Linked DNA regions of Homo sapiens: region 2 is linked to region 1. A link is a loop called in an ENCODE intact Hi-C map of the cell type or tissue named here. Cell type or tissue: endothelial cell of umbilical vein. All regions are shown on one strand. Each heading gives the region's core, and the rest is flanking DNA. Links, peaks and the distances in the headings are about the cores only. Region 1 has its middle 130 kb from the start of LINC02466. Region 2 has its middle 240 kb from the start of LINC02466.

Evidence for each region. A loop is a pair of places that touch in the nucleus more often than their neighbours do. Peaks named below come from ENCODE experiments on the same cell type or tissue, not always from the same donor. Only the 100,000 strongest peaks of a DNase experiment are listed, where the experiment ranks them.
Region 2: it touches region 1 in a loop (17-fold over the local background); 49 of 110 quality-filtered maps call a loop at or near these places.

Annotation. Positions count from the first base shown.
Region 1 is chr4:129,637,421-129,645,763 of GRCh38, forward strand. No RefSeq gene overlaps it. Among named protein-coding and RNA genes, the nearest start is that of LINC02466, 130 kb to the right of the region's middle. In endothelial cell of umbilical vein, for the core only: a CTCF peak has its summit at 3,966 (motif pointing left); a DNase peak (open chromatin) is centred at 3,951.
Region 2 is chr4:129,523,497-129,531,839 of GRCh38, forward strand. No RefSeq gene overlaps it. Among named protein-coding and RNA genes, the nearest start is that of LINC02466, 240 kb to the right of the region's middle. In endothelial cell of umbilical vein, for the core only: no CTCF peak of the experiment used is centred there; a DNase peak (open chromatin) is centred at 3,525.

The DNA of each region.
Region 1 (8,343 bases), core at 48-8,047:
GCTGGTTTGTGTCTCTTGGCTAATATGAACAATGCTGCAATGAATAAGGGAGTGTATATGTCTCTTTGAGATACTGTTTTCAATTCTTTTGAATAAATACCCAGAAATTGAATGGCTGAATTACATGGTGGTTTTATTTTTAATTTTTTGAGGAACCTCCATTCTGTTTTCCATAACGGCTGTCTCATTTTATACTGCTACTAACAGTGCACAAAGCTTCCAATTTCTCCACATCTTTGCCAACATTTGTCATTTCTGGTTTTTACATTTTTGATAATGGCCATCCTAACAGGTGTGAGGTAATGTCTCATTGTGTTTGTGATGGGCATTTCCCTGTTAATTAGTGATGTTGAGCACCTTTTCTTATACCAGTTGGCCATTTGTAAGTCTAAGTAAATATCTATTCAAGTTTTGGCCCATTTTAAATCAGGTTATTTGTTATTTTTAACTATTGAATCGTAGTATTTCTGTATATATTTTGGATATTGATCCCTTATCACCTTAATGGTTTGCAAGTATTTTCTCCCATTTCATAGGATGCATTTTTACTTTGTTGATCGTTTCATTTGCTATGCAAATGTTTTTAAGTTTGATGTAGTTTCACTTGTCTAATTTTGCTTTTATTGCTTGTGTTTTTGGTGTCATATCCAATAAATCATTGTCCAGAACCAATGTTACGAAGCTTTTCCTCTATGTTTTCTTCTAGAAGTTTTATATTTTTAGGTCTTATATTTAAATATTTACTACATTTTAAGTTGATTTTGGGGCATGGTGTAAGATAAAGGTTTAATTATTCTTTTGCATGTGGGTATCTAGTTTCTCTTACACTTTTTGTGTTTCTTTCCCCCATTGTAGAGTCTTGGCACTCTTGTCAAAGATCATTTGACTGTATAAGTAGACCGGATTATTGGTAGTTTCTCTCTTGTGTCCCATGGTCTGTATGTCTATCTTTATGCCAGTACCATACTGTTTTGATTACCCTAGCTTAGAATATGTTTTGAAATAAGGAAATATGAGATGTCCAGACGTATTCTTTCTTCTTGAGATTGTCTTGGATATTCAGGTTCCTTTGTGGTTTCATAAGAATTCTAGTATTTTTTTCTATTTCTACAAAAATAAAATGTCATTGAGATTTTGATGGGGATTGCATTGAATCTATAGATTGCTTTAGGTAGTATGATATTTTAACAATATTAATTCTTTCAATCCATAAACACAGCATGCATTTCTTTGTATTTGTGTCTTCTTTAATTTCTTTCAGCAGTGCTTTGTAGTTTTCTTTTTTTTTTGAGACGGAGTCTGGCTCTGTCGCCCAGGCTGGAGGGCAGTGGCACAATCTCGGCTCACAGCAAGCTCCGCCTCCTGGGTTCACGCCATTCTCCTGCCTCAGCCTCCCAAGTAGCTGGGACTAGAGGCGCCTGCCACCATGCCCGGCTAATTTTTGTATTTTTAGTAGAGATGGGGTTTCACCGTGTTAGCCAGGGTGGTCTTGATCTCCTGACCTTGTGATACTCCTGCCTCGGCCTCCCAAAGTGCTGGGATTACAGGCGTGAGCCACTGTGCCCAGCCAGTGCTTTGTAGTTTTTACTGAACTAATCTTTTGTCTCCTTAGTTAAATCCTAAGTATTTTATTCATTTTGATGCTATCATAAATGGGATTGTTTTCTTAATTTCCTTTATAATTCTTTTTATTGCTAGTATATAGAAATTTTTTTGTATATTGATTTAGTGTCATGCAACTTTGCTGCATTTATTTATTAATTCTAATAGGTTTTTCTGTAAAAGTGTTTAATGTTTTCTGTGTTTACAATCATGTCATTTGCAAACAAAAATAATTTAATTTTCCTTTATGATGCCTTTCATTTATTTTCTTTTTTCTGTTTTCTCTCTTTTATTTATTTTTTATTTTTTTGGCTTAATTGCTTCAGCTAGGACTTACAGTAGTATGTTGAATAGAAACAACAAGAATGGGCATTCTTATCTTGTTACTGCTCTTAGAAGAAGAGCTTTCAGTTCTTCAATGTTGAATATGATGGTAGCTGTTTTCAAACATGGTCTATAATATGTTGAAGTAATTTTCTTCCATTCCTCCTGTATTAGTCTGTTCTCACACTGCTAATAAATGCATACCCAAGACTGGGTACTTTATAAATGAAAGAGGCTTAATTGACTCAGTTTCACATTGCTGAGGAGGCCTCACAGTCATGGCAGAAGGCAAACGAGGAGCAAAATAATGTCTTAAATGGAAACAGACAAGAGAGCTTGTGTAGGGGAACTTCCGGTTATAAAACCATCAGGTCTCCTGAGATGTATTTACTACTAAGGAACAGTATGGGGGAACTGCCCCCAAGATTCAGTTATCTCCACGTGACCCCACCCTTGACACATGGGGATTATTACAATTCAAGGTGAGATTTGGGTGGGGACACAGCCAAACCATATCACCTACTTTAAGTGTTCATTGTTTTTAAAAAGGTGTTAAATTTGGCAATTTTTTCTGCATCTATTAAGATGATCATGTATTTTTTATTATTTGTTTTGTTAAGGCAGTGTATCACATTGATTGATTTTCATATGTTGAAAAACTTTTGCATCTCATGGGTAAATCCCACTTGGTGATGGTATATGATCATTTTATTGTGCCCCTGAATTCCGTTCATTAGTATTTTTCATACTTTCTTCTTTATGCTTCACTCAGAGAAGCTTCATGCATCACTGTTACAGAATTACAGCATTCTCTATTTATCTTTATATCTATCTTTACCAGCATACTTTACACTTTTGTTTACTTGTGGGTTGCTGTCTGGTGTCCTTCCATTACAACTTGAAGGACCCCTTTTAGCATTCTTGTAAGGTAGGCCTGGTGTTTATGAAATACTTCAGTTTTTGTTTATCTGGGAAATACTTTATTTCTTCTTAATTTTTGAAAAACAGTTTTACTTGATATATTATTCTTGGATGGCAATATTTTTTTTTCTTAAGTAGTTTGAATATATCATCCTATTTGCTTCTGGACTGCCAGGTTTCTGCTGAGAATATGCTAAGAGTTTTACGAAAGCTTCTTTGTAAATAATGAATTGCATTTTTTGCCAGTTTCAAAATTCTTTCTTTGATTTTTACAATTTGATTATGACATGTCTTGGTATGGGTTTTCTTGGTTTCATTCTGGTCTTCTTATACCTTAGATGTCCATTTCCTGCCTCAGATTTGGGGACTTTTTAGCCATTGTTTCTTTAAACAAAAGCTTTCTTCATCTTTCTTCCTGATCTTTTGGTATTCAAATAATGTGTATATTGATGCATTTGATAGTGTCCCATAAATTCCTTACATTTTCTTCGCTCTTTATTATTATTTTTTTCTCTTTGTTCCTGACTGGATAATTCCAAATGACTTGCCTTTGATTTTATTGGTTATTCTACCTGTGTGTTCAAGTCTGCTGTTGAAGCCCTGTAGTGAATTTTTAAATTCAATTATTGTATACTTCAGTTCCAAACTACTGCTTCATTGCTTTTTTTAAAAAATTATCTCTTTGTAGATATTGTCATTTTGTTCATGTATCTTGTTCCTGAGCTCATTGAGCATGCTTATGATGGTTATTACGAATTTGTTATAAGATAAAGTTATATAATTCCATTTCTTTTGGGTCATTTCTGGGAAATTTATTTTGTTCCTGTGATTAAATCATGTGTCCTTGTTTCCTTTGATTAGGCCATGGTTCCCTGTTATTTTGCACTTAGATCCACACATTTGAGAAAACAACCACCTCTTCTAGTATTTAAGGACTGGTTTTGTAAATTAAAAGACCTTCGTCAGTCAGCCCAGCTGGAGATTCTGCGACCCCTTAAACCTTTTCTGTTGATATGTCTTCTCTAGATTTGTATGAGCAAATTCTATATTAGAAGGATTTGCTGATATCTTTTTGCAGGTACTTCTAATTTATTGCACCCTCTGGTGTCTGCCTGCAGTACTGCAGATTCTTCGGAGTTTCCTCAAGCTGCCCAGTTCTCTTTTTGTTCTCAGTGATCCCTAGGCTTCTAGCATCTGCTAAGTTCCGTCAGTGCTCTAAGTTGGGTGAGACAGAAACCAGTTCCTGGAGCAATCTCTCCAAAAGCTAGAACACTGGATGCACACTCAACTCTTTTTTCCCGGTGGGGAAAGACTTCTGAACTTATTTTTCCTATTCCATGAGACCCCTGAAGTAGCAGCAAGTCACTCAACTCTCTTGCTTTCAGTGGCCGCCAGTAACCTAGTGTATGCTGGGTCTTGTCATTGGTCTGATTTAGGTGAGACAGAAACTAGACCCTCAAACAGTCTTCCGACTAGCCAGAACATTGGATGCATATGTTAACTCCCTTCCCAGGAAGAAGCTGGGAGTTTGGGGCTTTCTTCACTCATTCCATGCTGAGCTGTGGAGGAAAGATTATGGCAAATGAATATCTACTACTTTAAACTGTCACCTTTGTTCTCAGCTGCTTCCAAGCTGGCATCCTTTCCTGTCAGAGCTTAGATTCACCAAGACAGAAACCAGTCCCTTGGGCAGTATCCTGAAAAGTCTGAATATTGGACATATGGTTTAGTCTTTTCCTACGCAGAGAGAAGCCAGAAGCTGAGGAGATGGGAGAGAGACTTTAGTAAGTAAGTACCATCAATATTTTTTACCCACTTCAATGCAGCTGGTTTTTTTTCCCAAGGTTCTGCCCAATACAGCGTTTGCCCAAGGTTTAAGAACTTATTAATTGGTGTCTGTATTCCTCACAAAGGGAATTAGTCCTTGTATTGTTGTTGAGTTAGTGTCTCCAGTGGGGGAAGAGAGTAGGGCTTCCCATTCCACCATCTTGCCGATGTCACATTCTCATTATTAGATTATTTTAAATAATAAATTTATTCATTGTCAATGTGTCAAACATTGTTACTTCCACTTTCTTTTGGCTACGCTTTTGCTTAATGCTTTTAAGGGAAGCACACTATTCTTTATAAAAGTATTCATTATAGAATACATTGTAAATCCAAACAGAAAATAATTGTGTTCATTTATGCAGTTTTATACTCCCTTTCATAAGAACCCTGGAATAGCTACCTAATGTTTAAACATAAAAATATATATCTTCCTTTTATTTAACTTTCTTTATTTATCTCTATAAATATCTCTATAAATGTATCTCTCTAAATACATAAAGAGTGGAAATTTGGATCCTATTGGATTAGTAGATTTTTCAATATTAACAAACCATGGATATATCTTGAAAAATGTTTTCAAGGGCTACACAAAACACTGTAAGTTTAATTTCCTTAACCTTCTTTCAATTGCAAAACAAAACAAAACTATTTTGACATAAAATAGATTTTGATCATCACTGGACATTATTACCATTGCTTTATTCAACCAATATTCATTTGGATTTACCTACATAATTATCTTTTCTGTTACTTTTCATACACTTCCATTTCTGAGCTTTTACTAGGATCTTTTATTGGCAGAAGGTAGATGATCCCAGTAGGATCGCAGTAATTTTATTTTAATGTCCATGTCTAATAACTCGATTTCTTAGATTTGTCATGGGCCTGTTTCTATAATAGGTTTATCCTCTTGGTTTATATTAAATGTTGTATTTTTATAGCTGTTTTTTTAAGAAATTAAATGCTAGACACTGTATATTAAAAACTATAAAGGGGATTGGATGCTTTGAATGGTATTATACCTCTCCTAAGTGGACTTGGTTTAGTTTCTAATAGGCAGGTAGAGTATGACAATAACTATTCAGATCACTTTACTTCAATTATGAATTCAAATAACTTGTCTGGGCTTCAATCTTCATGACAATTGCTGTATTTCTCATTTACTTTTACTCCTAGAGTGTAGCCATTTTGAGTCACAACTAAATGCTTGGGGTCCTTTTCAGAGCCTGTCTATACTGCTGAACTCGAAATTCCAAATTTTGCCTAACCCCTTGAGTCTCCTGAAAGTTCCGCTCTGCTATATGTTTTGGGATTTCAAATGCCTTGAGACAAAAAATAATATCAAATTCTGGAGTCATTAGTCTGGACCTTTTCCCCTTGGTCTTGGTCCTAAAAATCTTTATTGACAAAATAACTCTTTAATGTTTTTATAAAGATTAAAAAAATTACTTTCCCTAGATTTGATAGGTGCTCTTAGCAGGAAGTTTAGTCTAAAACAAACTATTCTAACATTGTCACTAACAGAAATTTTAATGGTCTCAGAGTAAAGATGTGTGGCATCTTTACTGTTGTCTGTGGAAAACAGTCTCTGCTTCTTATTTATTGTACTATGCCAATAAAAAAAAGCAATCGTTTACTGTAAGAAGTTTGATAAAAAGCCATAGTCCTTGTAGATAATGCTAGAGGGTGAGAATAATATACCCCAGTTTTGAAAATAAATTTATTCTCAGATCTAAATTTTGAAATTTGTAACTTAGGCGTGAGAATAGAATTAAGCAAGTCTAGTCTCAACAGACTGACCAATTTATGTCATAAAAATGTTACCAGTTCAGCCTGGGAGTAAATGCCACTCTTGCATTTTGAAGGTATGGTTATTTGTTAATAGAGACTAACTGAAAAGGTAGTCTGTGAATCAAGAGATATAGTTGCCCAAGTCTTTCCAAGGTATTAGAAACACTTAACTCACTGTATTATAGTCTTTCTGGTCAATACAAATATTTCTATTGCAGTTGAACCCTTACTGATATTTCCTGTTGGTAATCTGAGTCCTCACAATGCCATTCTCCACCAATAAATTCTTTCCCCTTTTCCTCCTCCTCTTCCTCTCTCATTCTGCCAACTCCAGCAGTTGAAGAGTTCCTATTTTTGCTGCAGTCTTATCAGGAGTATTCTCTGAGCTGATCTCATTTATCTGCTAGCCTCCATAAGTTAGTTGTAGGCTTTTCTCTGCTCAGGGCATCTCCTACTTATTGCTAGTTTTTTTCTGGAATTTATTTAATTTGTATTATTTTCTATCATTTCAATAAATGTTGGTGGAAGGAAGGAAGTATAGTTACCAGTCTTCCATTTTGAATTCAAATCCTATTATAATTTAATTTGTAGGCATACAGCTTTTTTCCATATAATTAAATTAATGTTTATCATTCCATAGTGCTTAGAAGAGAATTTAATTGAATTGTGAATGAATTTTGCTTTGTAACTTATTGTTTTGTAACTTTGTAATTTATTGTTAGGTAAAATACTATACTTATGAATAAATAAACCTTTTACCGATTTATTCTACTAGCCAACATTTCTGAAGTAAAAGTATTTTTTTTTTTTTACCTTGGGAATAGATTATGGTTTTGTTTCAGGAATAAAGGAAGAACAAGCAATCTAAAACCCAAGAATTAGATTATACTCATAAAAGATTATTTTATGAGGTTTATTGATCAAAAATTTTGTTAATTTATGAACTGAATGAACAGAAGGTGAAAGTTTAAACATACGTTGACACAACAAAAATTTAAGCTTAGATACAAATATTATATTTTACTAAATTTCATATTTCCGGGATTGCATATTTCCTTTGTAAAACTTAAATTACACACTAAACACTGGCAAAGACATTCTATTTTTAAACTAATTCTGCTTTTCTTTTTAAAGATGTAATATTAAGTGTTTCTATCTATTAGATAATTGGATTTCAGTTTCTACCTCTAGGCACAGGCAAGAGTTTGATACTTTTCCCCCAGTTTTCCTTAGAGAAGGTGCAGCTGTATGAAAAGTGATAACAAAAATAATAGTGCAGTGCTGGTTGGGAGGAAGCATTTTCTTTTTCAGAAATCAGTAGGAACAGAGAGTGATCCTATTTTTCACCTGAGGCAAATCACCATTACAGAACAGAAGAGTGCTCCTCTAGTAAGGGCAGCAGTGACGCAACTTTCTATCAGTGACCATTCAACGTTAGGAACAGTACAAAATACTGGGGAGAGGCTAATTAAATTAATTCTGTGGAAAAGAGACAATATGACTCCATGCAGTCAGGGTGCCTCAAGGGCTTTCCCTCTATCCTCCATCTCCAGCATCACCCAGCCTCTTCTCTTCAGTATCTCACTCACATACTTAATACCTGGTGTGTGACACCTGGTTCCTTTGGTGTTCTTGCTTAAGCTGCAGTGTGAATATTTGACTTGTTCTATGATTGATGAGTGCAGCAGGAAAGAAATGTAATTGCTTTGACTATGCGGCAGTAAATGGATACTTTCTTTGGAAATTCAACTTGCTTCATTTAGACCCAAACATGCCAAGCAGATGCAGATGATCAACTCACAGCATATGATACAAGCAAATATCTTTCTCTTTTATGTTCCGTTTTTAATGTAATAGCAAACTAACATCTGTTGT
Region 2 (8,343 bases), core at 258-8,257, 110 kb before region 1:
AACTCTGTATCCCTTAGAAGAAAAATGGGACAAGGCCAAGCAAATGCTTTTTGTCCTGCCTAGTTGTCATCTTCTGTGAGGAGGAGACAATGTGTAGCAGATACACTGCACATTTACCAGTAGCAAACAGCAGAGTAGAGTGCCCTGAAGTTCAAGACTGCTCAGAGAAAACATTCCTTAATGACAGAGATCCATCCAAATGTGAAAGTGGTAGAGGAAGAGGACTTTGGGAGGCTAATGAATGCAATTGCATGTAGCCACAAATACTGCATGATGCTGAGGATGAGGGCACCTTTAACAAAACTTGCAGAGGCAGAGTAAGAAAAAGTCCTAGGTTTATGCACAAAGAAATCTAGAAAAAGTGTAATGTTTCCTTTATTCAAGTTAAGCATAAAAAGGGGAGAGTAGGTGGGGAAGAGGGTGGCACTGGTTAAAGAGCTAGGTAGTAAAATGGGAGTGGATCAGGAAAAAAGAATATTTTGCTTTTGTATTAGTCAGGGATCGCCACAGAAATAGAATCAATAGGATCTATTTATCTAGATCTACATATAGTTACAGATGTAGCTATAGATATATGGGAAGATATTTACTATGAGGGGTTGGCTCACATGATTGTGGAGGCTGTCCCAAGATCTGTTGTTTGCAAGCTGAAGGTTCGGAAAAGCCAGTGGTCTAGTTCCAGGGTGAGCTTGAGTGCGTGAGAAGCAGTGGATCCAATGGTGTGAGTCCCAGTCTGAGTTTGAAGGCCTGGGGACCAGGATCACCAATGTTGATGTCCTTGCCCAAGAAGAGAGAGCAAATTTGCTCTTCCTTCACCTTTTTCTTCTATTTTCTCCTGCGTTTGCTCTGATGTAAGAGAGCAATTAATGTGCCATGTTGTTCTATGTAAACTTTATTTCTTCACACTACTATATTTGGGTCCTCAGTGGATTGTATGATGCCCACGCACACTCTGAGACTGGGTCTTCATTTCTCAGTCTATTGATTCAAATGATAACCTCTTCCAGAAACACCCTAACAGACACCCAGAAATAATGTTTTACCAGCTACCTGGGCATTCCTTAGCTTCGTCAAATTGACACATAACGTTAGTCACTATAGCTTTGTTCTTGAAATATGCTCTGATTGTTTCTAAAACCTTTTTTCCAAGGTAATGAATTAGTTTTGTCAGTTCAAACATTGCAAACCAGATTATTGAATGACTTCATATTTGATAGTGTTTACATCAATATATTGATATTATTAGTAGGTTTGTTAACAGTTTGGAGACAAAAGAAGAAATTAGCACTGATTGCCTATGTAATATACTAAAAGGTTATCCAGGTAGAATATGAGCTTCCTTCTAATTGCTATTAAGGCTGCTCATAGATTAATTGAAGTGGCAAATGGCAATATTATTGTTTAGGGTGACTTACCTAATCCCAGTGCAGCAAATTCAATCTTCTCTCTCACAACAGGCTGTCTCCTATGTGTATCCTCTCATCACCATAGAACTTTGGATAGTATCTACTGTTTCAAAAGATGCTGTCATATCTATTTTCTCAAAAGCCTGTGAGAAAGATAGGGCCAGAATTACAATCTCCATTTTATAGATGAGGATACAGGTCAAAGAGGCTACATGAATTGGCCCTGCAGCTAGTTAGTAGCTGACCTGGGACTTCAACACAGGTGTTCTAAATTCTAATCTGGAGTGCATCTCCTCTGCATGAGAGCATGTTGCCACGCACCTAATTATAGAAGAGGAGTCCTGGGGCAGAGATGAACTCTTTTGGTCAATCTGTTTTCTAGGATTCCCGGAAAGATTTCGAGGTCAAACCTGGACTAATGGTGATTAATTCCTGCCAACAAAGCAGACGTATTTCAGAAGTTTTTGTTTTTAAAATTATTTCTATTTTAAAGAAATTGACTGTTAAATATACAGCACTTTTAATAGTAATGCAAAGTCTATATGACTAGCTCAATATGTGAAAAGATGACAGGCAATTTAACTTTTCTGTGCAGACTCAAGCTCTGTCTTGTAATGGATAGTGCTACCTTAGTTTTATGCTGCATTTCTCAACCTTCCTAAGGATTAACAAACTGTGCATGGTTATGCGAACGACCTGTTCTCCCCATGAAAGATAGCAAGCATGCTGTGATGACAAAACCATGCAATCAGTTTCCAGAAAGGATCATCTACATTCCCCATGCAGCTACTAAAATAAGAGTGGAATAAAACAGAAAGGGCTTCGCTAAAGTAAAATGGGACTCAGATGCTTAGAGGTCATATTCTTCCATTATGTATTTTTGCAAGCATCATCCCTAAAGGTTATCATACAGGATTTTTGCTGCTTTAAATAAGTAGCAGTTGAAATGATTGTCTTTCTTATGTATCATGCCTGTGTTTTCTCTGATGTATGAGAGCAATTACTGTGCCATGCTGTTCTATGTAACCTTTATTTCTTCACATGACAATCTCTTTCTTTTATTTCACATGTAACTCAAACTCCTATTTTGGTACTCCCTGGGGTCAGAAGGAGATGGGATTCAGATAAATATCATTTAAATATAGTCAGTCATGGGCCATAGGTTTTGTTTTCTCTATATATTATTTGACTCAGTATCAAAGGTGCAATTTGTTCTCTGTGTTTTCAATTTAGTGTTACATAGTGTGTTAATTTCGATATGAGCACCATAGAGTATGGCAGGAGCCACAGAATTTAATTTGAGTAAATGCAGGCATTAGGTCCATGATATGGACCAGCCTTTGCAAAGATGTGCTCAGTAGAGCATTAATCCTGTCCTATGAAGAGTCGGGGCGGGAGGAAGGATATTTGGGGAAGGTTACATGCCTCCCTGTGAAATTCATGATGCACATTAGCATATTAATGGCCCTGAGACTTCCTCCAGTAGATACTTTGTTCAGTTTTGCTCAACCCAATATCTCTCAAATTTATATCATTCAATCACGCATATGTCATTGAGCTTCTATTATAGGCCAAGCATTCTTCTAAGTTCTGAAAATACTTCAAGGAGGAAAAAAAAATGTAAAAACTTTGCCCATATGGAGGTCACATTCCAGTGGGGAACACAGACAGTAAGCAAATAAATAAGTGAAATAAATAGTATGTCAGATAGTGCAACGTGCCGTGCAGCTAAATAAAGGGGGTAAAGGAGTGGGGTGGAGTTGAAAAGTTGGATATTTCTTTTATTTGACGGCAGCATCTCCATTGTGCATACTTTTTAAGGCCTTGTGGAACCAGAGTTCTACAGAAAACACTCCGGGTTCCACTGAGTTGGACCCTCAGTTAGAAACCTTTTGCAGCTCACATTCTAGATTCATGCTTCGTGTTTCTTTACAGAAGATGATTCATTAAAAAATACTCTCCATTGTAACTATCGTTTTCTGAATTTGACTAACAATATCTACAGTATGTAAGCCAGTACTTATGTTGCACTTCAAAATTTTTAAGCTAGTTTTGTCCCTTGAGAGAATGAAATAGATAACCAAGATTCAGATTAATAACCACTAGATGTCGGTGTTATCATTGGGTAAGAGAGATGATCTTAAAGCAGGCTTGGTTGACCTAGATAATTCACAGCATAAGTAGACACTTAAAAATATCTCACTAATTTATTAAAGTATAATTGTATAACTTTCAAAAGCAGTTCCTAGAGGATAAAGACAAATATAATTTGGAACAAGAATTAAAGAAACATAAGAATGTGGGCTTATTTACTTATTAATCAAGTTAAACAGTTTATCTAAACACATTCTCTATGATAGTTTCTCAAAGTTAATATATTCGAGAAACCTCTATTGAGCAACTATTATGTGTTAGATACCACCTGACTAGGTACCAAGGAGAATACTGTTTTAAGTGACAGTAGCTTATTAATAATAAGAGTACTTAATAATACAATGTGAGGAAGGCAATATATTTTTAGGGACGCAGATGACAAACACAAAATGCAGAGGAAGGAGGATGGAGGTGGAAGAGGGAAGACTTCAACAGGGAAGACTGACTCGCATGGGGACAAGTCTGGGGTTATGAAGGACTTAGGAACCTTTTGCAATAGTTCAGGTAAGAGGTGAAGAGGTTGGCAGATATTTACACCAACTTATTTCACAGACAAATAGGAACCCATCCGATAAGAACTTCCTATGCAAGACTATTGTGTCTACTTGCTCCCTAGGCCCTATATTCTTCATCTTGTGAAGGGCCTTGTGGTACTGAGAATTCTGAATCTTTACTGTCTATCTTAGGTTCCTGTCAATCAGAATTTACATATGCTCTGTTATCTCTAATCTTAAAAAATAACTAGCCCATCTCCCAATCCACCAGCCAGTGAACTTTCACTGTTCCCACAAAACTCTTAGAATTGACACCTTCAAGGAATTATTGGCACTTGCTATTCACTCACATCTCAACTGGCAGAAATCTGCCTCTGACCACACAAACTGCTCCCACCAATGGTTATTGAAGACTTTTGTGTCCCCAAATCCAGTGGGCCCATTCATCCTTTACTTTGATGGTTTCATAGCATTGGCCACTGTTGAACATTTTCTACTACTTGAAACATCATCTTCCCACAACACCACATTTTCCTAGTTTTCTTCCTAATTATTCCCATAGTTGTCAGATATTTTACTGCCTTTTCTTCCTCTCTCTTCACAGATATTCGTTTGTTCTCACTCTCTGCACTTTCCACAGCGAATGCTTATCCTTCCTCAAGGCTAGCTATTTTTATTTATATGTGAAGACTGAAGTATTGCCTCTAGCTTAGTTCTCCCTCTTTTTACCCCCTAGCATCTTCGAATCAATATATTAAATATTACCACATCTTTTCTTTTTCTCTTAAAACTTGCTGATTCACCAATATATCCTATCTTTCCTGGTGCTCACACTGGAAAGTTTGGCAAAATCTTTGATTTTTCCTTCTCCTTTTGTGACTATATCCAATAAATCACTTATACTTAAACTTATTTATTGAGGACTTATTATACATTCTCAGTGCTTCTAAGCCTGAGATCTTCAGGATGGTAATAAATCAGTTACGTGAAAGGTGTGGAAAGATTGTTTCAAGCAGAGAAGAAAACATTTGCATAGGTGGGAAAGTTTGTCAGAAGGCCAATATAAAAACAGAAATCTGTTTGCATCGTTCTGTGCTTAAAACCCTAAATGCTTAATGTGGATAATAAAGCTCCTCAGGACTCTGACCTTGACTCTTCTCAGGCCTGTCTCATTTCCTGGCCCTTCACTCTTTTTATTCCTGTCACACTGGATTTCCTTTGGCTCCTGCAATGCTGCAAGTTCTCTCTAACTTCAGACCTTCCACAAGCTCTTTCCTTAGCTGCAGGGAAAGATCTCATTGCACTTTCTCCTCTATCTGGCTAGTTCAGACTTATTCTGCAGGCCTTTGCAAGGAGGCCTTCCTTGGCTGGCAGCTCCATCCTCACTTCTGGGCAAGGGAAAGACCTACACGAACCCCTGTGCTTCCCTTTTATAAATAAATAACTGGCTTTTCTCTTGCTTAGTGTCAATCTTCCATGTTAGACTACAGGCTTGATGAGGACAGAACCCTTGTCTGTATTTCTTTTTAACCTTTTATCTTCAGTGCCTCATACTATTCCTGCCATATTGTAAATACCCAATAAGAATTTGGGTGAAAACTGAATGAATAAATGAATTCCAGGATATTGAAATAGAGGCAGATATCAAGGGTCATGGCCATCTTATCCCCGGCTGATAACCTACCCATATTGATGGTCTGTTTTATGTGGAAAAAATACTGAAATCAATTTCAACAATTTTGGATTTAAGTTTAAGAGTCACCTGTAATCCCAGCACTTTAGGAGGCCAAGGTGGGTGGATCGCTTGAGCTCAGGAGTTCAAGACCAGCCTGGGCAACATAGGGAAACCTTGTCTCTACAAAAAAAATGCAAAAATTAGCTGGGAGTGGTGGTGCATTCCTGTAGTCCCAGCTACTTGGGAGGCTGAGGCAGGTGGATCTCTTAAGCCTGGGAAGCAGAGGTTGCAGTGAGCTGAGATCATGCCACTGCACTCCAGCCTGGGCAACAGAGCAAGACCCTGTTTCAAAAAAAAAAAGAGTCATAATCTTTATCTGTAGTATCTCTCATTAAAAAAAATTAAAACCAAAAACTTCCTTTGATTCCTCTCAACCCCCATAACATTTCTATTGTTGCCCTTGACAGAAAAACTCCTCAAATAGCTGCCTATAGTTTTTGCCACTTCTGCATGTTCCATTAATCCATTTCAATGGGATTTTGTCTCTCATTCAACAGGAAGTACTCTTACCAATGTCTGTAATAACCCACATCTTGCAAACTCAGTGGTCCATACAGCTTCTACTCAGGAGAATTGATGTTGTTCAACATTTCTTTTTGTCCTGGAAACATTTCCTTTGGGCTCTTTCTTAGTTCTCCTCACAACTCACTGCTCTGCATTCTTTTGCTGGATTAACTACAACTTCCCAAACGTCAAGTATTGGGGTGACCTAGGGTTCAGCCTTCAACTCTTCCCTCTCTCTGTTTTCTTATCCAATCATAGGGCTTTACAAAGCATCTATTCCAAGCAGAGTTCCAATTTTATATGTCTAGCCCTGATCTCAATCCTGAATCCCAGACTTTCCTATTGAATTTTCAACTTGACACCTGCATTTAGATGTTAATTAGACATTGCAAATTTAACACCTCAAAAACTGAATTTTTGAATTTCCTCTGAAAATCTGTTCCTCCAGAAGTCTTCTCCATCTCAGTAAATGGAATTTATTCTGATAGTTGCTCAATCTAAACATCTTGAAGTCATTCTTTACTCCTCTCTTGCTCTCACATCCCACATCCCATCCATGCAAATCCTACATGCTCTGATTTTGAAATATGTCTAGAACTCTGCCCACTCCTCATTGCCTTCACCCTAGTAAAGTAATCTAACTGGTTTTCCTGATCTCATCCTTGTCCCACAAAAACCTGCTTCCTCCTTCTGCACAGTAGCAAGTGTAATCTTTTACAAAAGTTTGCCTGGTCCTGGCTTCCCATCTCAATCCATCCTTAACATGGCCTTCAAGGTCCTGTGTAATCTTTTCACAGCCTTTCTTTCTGACTTAATCTCATTCTAATTTTTTCTCTTGGCAAACTCTCCTCCAGCCACTCTGATGTCTTTTCTATTCCTCCAGTACTCTGGGTCAGTTCCCACTCCAAATCTTTTGCATGGTCTGCTTTTTTTTTTTTTTTTTTTTTTGGCGGGGGTGATTTTGGACACTCTCTCCAGCCATTAACATGGCTTACTCTTCCCTTGAAGTCTGTTCAAATGTCACTTTATCTGAGAGTCCTTCCATTAACACCTCATCAAAAACAGAATCTTCCATCACTTGGTGTTTCACCCTCCTTAACCTCATAACACTTGCCATCACTTGACATGTTGTATATTTATTTATTTATTTTGGATAGCAGGCACATAAATGATTTCAATCAGAATTGTAAGTAGAAGTTAGACTTATGATCCAAATTCAGAAGACATGTTCTGTTTCCTTTTACTTGACTCAGACAAGGCAAAAAACTGAAAGCTTTTTCATAGTATGTGTACTGTTCTTCAGATACCATATTGCCAAGGACAGTTAATTACATAATAGAATTACATGGTTTCTTCCTGTTGCTGACAATTTAGACTTTTTTTCATGTCTGTTCCTATAATTTTTCTCTAGATTACCCTGATTATTTGTACTTATTTAAACTGATGGGCTTATTTCTTTTATTCCTCCCGCTTAGGGCTTCATTAAAGTTTACTTTGCATAAAGAAGGAGCAGTGGTACTCTCGGTAACTTAGTTTTCTAAGGCAGTTTGAGAAATTCTAAAAGAGTTTACTCGCTGTTTTAACATCATAACATTTTCAAAACAACATAACATAGCAAAAATAATTTGTAAAGAGTTACACAGTAATTTCCCAACAGCCCTCGACACCATGTACCAGCTGGTGCTCTCAGGGTGAATGGCTGGGTAATGGCTCAGTTCTCAGGGAGAAGGAAATGAATATCTAAGCAAGTTTTTTGTTTTGTTTTGTTTTTAAGTGCAATTAAATTCCCTTTAGGCAGACACTTCGTTTTGTTCAAGGCTGTTTTCCCTGGGCCTAGGATTGTGTCTCACATTTTGTGGGTAATGTTAAATGTTAATATGTGCTGAATTAAATGAGTGAATAAATGAATAAAAATAAGCAAAAGGAGTTCACATAAATAGAGAAGAAACATAGTTTTCTGGAAGGAGGTTTACATAAAGTCTGAGGACACCTAGGTTTTAAGCCTTAGCCAAGATAAGCATGCCACAACGTCTATTCCTTAAGTAGTAAA